Regions from separate parts of the Homo sapiens genome. Here region 2 is linked to region 1. A link is a loop called in an ENCODE intact Hi-C map of the cell type or tissue named here. Cell type or tissue: body of pancreas. All regions are shown on one strand. Region 1 overlaps PPP6R2 (protein phosphatase 6 regulatory subunit 2). Region 2 overlaps PPP6R2 (protein phosphatase 6 regulatory subunit 2).

The links. Peaks named below come from ENCODE experiments on the same cell type or tissue, not always from the same donor. Only the 100,000 strongest peaks of a DNase experiment are listed, where the experiment ranks them.
Region 2: it touches region 1 in a loop (1.9-fold over the local background); 1 of 110 quality-filtered maps calls a loop at or near these places.

What each region holds. Positions count from the first base shown.
Region 1 is chr22:50,365,363-50,367,862 of GRCh38, forward strand. The region is part of intron 1 of PPP6R2 (protein phosphatase 6 regulatory subunit 2); the gene reads left to right. Among named protein-coding and RNA genes, the nearest start is that of PPP6R2, 23 kb to the left of the region's middle. In body of pancreas, a CTCF peak has its summit at 1,394 (motif pointing left); a DNase peak (open chromatin) is centred at 1,359; H3K27ac peaks cover 857 bases.
Region 2 is chr22:50,423,837-50,426,336 of GRCh38, forward strand. All of the region lies in intron 10 of PPP6R2 (protein phosphatase 6 regulatory subunit 2), which reads left to right. Among named protein-coding and RNA genes, the nearest start is that of MIR12114, 18 kb to the left of the region's middle. In body of pancreas, no CTCF peak of the experiment used is centred here; no DNase peak of the experiment used is centred here.

The DNA.
Region 1 (2,500 bases):
GCCTGGCATGAGATACACTTATAAGAACTATTTAGGCTGGGCATAGTGGCTCACGCCTGTAATCCCAGCACTTTCGGAGGCCGAGGTGGGTGGATCATGAGGTCAGGAGATCGAGACCATCCTGGCTAACACGGTGAAACCTCGTCTCTACTAAAAAATACAAAAAATTAGCCCGGCGTGGTGGCGGGCGCCTGTAGTCCCAGCTACTCGGGAGGCTGAGGCAGGAGAATGGCATGAACCCGGGAGGCGGAGCTTGCAGTGAGCTGAGATCACACCACTGCATTCCAGCCTGTGCGACAGAGCAAGACTCTGTCTCAAAAAAAAAAAAAAAAGAACCATTTAAATGTCCTTATCAATTCTTTATTTATTATTATTTTTTTAGAGACAGTGTTCTGTTTGCTCTGTCACTCAGGCTGGATTGCAGTGGTGCAATCCTGGCTCACTGCAACCTCAAACTCCAGGCCTCAAGTGATTCTCCCACCTTGCTCCTGAGTAGCTGGGATTATAGACATGAGCCCCTGTACCAGCATTATCTGTTAACTCATCTGTGTCATTTCTGGGTTGGTTTTGTGTTGTTTTTCCCCTCATTATGGTTTATGATTTTTCTTTTCCTGCTCCCTTGCATGCCTAGAACTTTTTGATCAGATGCCCAGACTTTGTGAATTTTATCTTGTTGGATACTGAGCATTTTTGTGTTCCTATAAATATTCTTGACCTTTGTTCTGGGATGAGGTTCAATTACTTGGAAACAGTTTGATTCTGATAGGTCTTGCATTTCAGCTTTGTTAGGTGGAACCCTAGTAATTTTTAGTCTAGGGCTAGTTTTGCTCTGCCACTGAGGCAAACGTCTTCTGAGCATTACGTCCAAAGCCTTGTGAATTACAAGGTTTTCCACTGCAACTGGCAGGAATAGGCTCTGCGTGAGCTTTGAGGATTGTTCCCTCTCATCTTTTTTTTTTTTTTTTTTAAATGGAGTCTCGCTCTGTCACCTAGGCTGGAGTGCAGTGGTGCAATCCCAGCTCACTGCAGCCTCCGGGTTCAAGCAGTTCTCCTTCCTCAGCCTCCCCAGTAGCTGGGATTACAGGTGCCCGCCACCATGCCCAGCTAATTTTTGTATTTTTAGTAGAGATGGAGTTTCACCGTGTTGGCCAGGCTGGTCTCGAACTCCTGACCTCAGGTGATCCACCGGCCTCGGCCTCCCAAAGTGCTGGGATTACAGGTGTGAGCCACCGCACCCGGCCCCTCTCATCTTTTTGAGTGATGCTTTCCCTGGCTTGAATACCTTCCTTACACACATGCACTGATCAGTGCTTGGCTGGAGACTGGAGTGGGAGGTGTCCTGTGTGGATCTTCAGCATTTGCTGTGAGCTCTGCCCTCTGGTGTTCTGCCTGTGAACTCGAGCTACCTTGGACTGCCTGAACTCCTAGTTTTGATTTTTCAAGTCAGAGACTGCCAGCCAGCCTCCACTGCTTCTTCTTCCTTGGGCTGTGGCCTGGCTTTTCCAGCAGAAGCTGGACAACTACAGGGCTCCCTCCTGTCTTTTGTTTCCTTTTTTCAGGGACCCTTCACTGCCTGGCGTCCAGTGTCTAGTGTCTTGAAAACCATTGCTTCCCTATGTTTTCTTTTTTTTTTTTAGTTGTTGCAGATGGGAAGTAAATCTGGTCTGTTCCGTCTTGGCCAGAAACAAAAGCATAAAAAATGGAGGCTTTTTAATGAAAGCTTAAGTTAGTGTAGAAATACTCACGGGCACCTAGAAGAATGCTGACCCACTTTCTGGTTGAGATGTGGGAGCGGAGGATGCCTGGACAGGGGAGCAGAGGATGCCTGGACAGGGGAGCGGGGGACGCCTGGATAGGAGGGCAGAGGTGGCTTTCTCCCGGGTAGGCATCAAAGCACTTGGAGTATGTAGCGAAGATGATGGGAGTAGGGCTTGGAAGAAGTTTCCCTAGAAAAATCAAGGGCTACAGAATGAGATGCTGAGGGAATGATAAGAAAGCGATTGAAGTCTGCCCTCCTGAGACAGAATCTTAGGTGGAGGGCACAGGCAAAAGAAGGCTTATATCCTGCAGTGGGAGAGTGTAGGAGGCTGTGATGTTGCCGGGGGAGCAGTGGGCAGAGGATGAGGGGTGGATGCTTAGGATGTACCTGTTAAGGAGTGGGCCTGGAGCTGCCCGTCTCTCCTATGCTGTCACAGTTGCCATTCAAGGCACATAGTTAAGTAGAAAATGAAAAAGGGAGGGAAGGACCTTTGCTTCCAGTATTATTAGATGCTGTTACCAGACTGTCCCATTACAGTCCAATTAGATGCTGGATAAATTACAATAAATATAATTGCTTTATTTTTTGTTTTGTGTTGTTTTTTGAGACAGTGTAGGGTCCAGCCCTACAGGGCCTGTGGGTTTTTCTCTTTGTGTGCGGAGACGAGAGATCGTAGAAATAAAGACATAAAGCAAAGAGATAGAAGAAAAGACAGTTGGGCCTGGGGGACCACTACTACCA
Region 2 (2,500 bases), 58 kb after region 1:
CGTAGAATTGCCCTGAAAGCAGAAGGCGGATTTCTAACCCGGTTTGATGGAATAGAGTGACACGTCTACCTCCTTTCTCATGTTCTGACTGAACAACATAGAACTTACACGGTGGTTATTAGGTATAAAATGGCTAAAAGAGAAGCTCCTGTCGTCCACAGTAGAAGGCCAACCTGGCAGTTTTTGTCAAAGCCAGCGGGCAGTGCCTCTCCATCCCGCAGACGGCTTGCATGATGCTCCAGGTGGCTGAGGAGAGGAAGGGGCAGGCGGTGCTGGCAAGTAGTGCCAGTGAGCAGCCCTGGCTGTGGGTGGCGGGCTCCTCTGCGGAGAGCATGAGGCTGCTCCCCTGAGAACGAAGGGCACTGCCCTAGTGGGTCCTGTTGGCAGACGCAGCCCCCGTCTTCTGCCTGGCTCTGGGGCTCTGCTGGAATCTCCCTGCAATCTTAGTCCCAGAACTGGGCTCGAAGTGCTGTCTGGCTCAGTTCTGTCAGCGTGTGGAAGGTCTGTCCGCGTGTGGAAGGTCCGTCCGCGTGTGGAAGGTCCGTCCGCGTGTGGAAGGTCCGTCAGTGTGTGGAAGGTCCGTCCGCGTGTGGAAGGTCCGTCCGCGTGTGGAACGTCTGTCAGCGTGTGGAAGGTCCGTCCGCGTGTGGAACGTCTGTCAGCGTGTGGAAGGTCTGTCCGCGTGTGGAACGTCTGTCAGCGTGTATGAGTTCTGGGCACTGCTTTGGCTGTGAGATCCCAGTCTGCATCAGGGAAGCAATTACAAAAGAGACCTACTTTCCTTTTCCCTCTTCTTCTTTTTTTTTTTTTTTTTTTTTTTGAGATGGAGTCTCTCTCTGTCGCCAGGCTGGAGTGCAGTGGCGGGACCTTGGCTCACTGCAATCTCCGACTCCCTGGTTCAAGCGATTTTCCTGCCTCAGCCTCCCGAGTAGCTGAGATTACAGGCATGCGCCACCATGCCCAGCTAATTTTTTTTTGTATTTTTAGTAGAGACGGGGTTTCACCGTGTTGGCCAGGATGGTCTCAAACTCCTGACCTCGTGATCCACCCGCCTTGGCCTCCCAAAGTGCTGGGATTACAGGCTTGAGCCACTGCACCCAGCCCCTTTTCCTTCTTCAAAAGAATTCTGTCTTCCACTTTCTTCCTCTCTTTTATATTTACTGTGGTAAAATATCATAACATAAACTTGGCTGTTTTAACTATTTTAAGGTGTGTCACTCAGTGCATTCACAATCTTGTATAGCCATTACCATTATTCACATCTAGAAGTTTTTCATTTTCCCAAACAGAAACTCTCTCCGTTAAACACTAACTCCCCATTCATTCTCCCTCTCCACAGTCTCTGGCAACCACCATTGTCTTTGTCTCTGAATTTGACTATTCTAGGTACAGTTTATGAGTGGAATCATAAAGTATTATCTTTTTGTGACTGACTTATTTCACTTAGCACTATGTGCCCAAGGTTCATTCAGTATTGTACTGTATGTCCAAATTTCCTTCCTTTTTAAGGCTGAAAAATTACTGTGTGGGTGGGCCACATTCTGTCCATTCATCCATCCATCAGTGGAGACTTGGGTTGCTTCCAGCCTTGGCTATTGTGAATAACACTGCTGTATATGTGGGTGTACAAATACCTGTTTGAGTCCTTACTTTCAGTTCTTCTGAAAGTAAGAAGAAGTTCTTCTGGATAAATACCTATGAGGCCAGGTCATGTGACAATTCCATGATTAAGTTTTGAGGCCAGACCTTTCCACAGTGGCTGCACCATTTTATCTTCCTGTCAACAAAGTCTCCCCTTTCTCCTCATCCTCCCCCTCATCCCGCCGACACTTGTCTTCCTTCTTCTGATGCTCGTCATCTGATGTGCGTGTGGAACGGTGTCTCCGTGTGGCTGATGCTCGTCATCTGATGTGCGTGTGGAACAGTGTCTCCGTGTGACAAGTGATGTCGAGCATCTTCTCGTGCTTTTTGGCCATGTGAATAGCTTCGTTGGAGAAATGTCTATTCAAGTCCTTTGACCATTTTTGAATTGAGTTTTTTTTTTGTTTTTTTTTTTTAGTTTTAGAAGTTCTATATATATTCTGGATATTAATCCTTTATCAGATATATGCAAATATTTTCTTTGGGTTATCTTTTTACATAAAAAATTTTTTTTAGATGTAGGGTCTTGCAGTACAGTGATCATAGCTTCCTGTAACCTTGAACTCCTGGGCTCAAGTGATCCTCCCACCTCAGCCTCCTGAGTAGCTAAGACTGCAGGCATGCGCCACCACATCCAGCTAATTTTTATATTTTTTGTAGAGATGGGGTCTCGCTATGTTGATCAGGCTGGCCTTGAACTCCTGACTTCAAGTGATGCTCCGGCCGTGGCCTCCCAAAGTGCTGGAATTATAGGCGTGAGCCACCAGCCACCCAGCCTTTACTCCTTGATAATGACCTTTGACACACAAGTTTTAAATTTTGATGAAATCCAATTATCTTTTTTTCTCTGTTGCCTGTG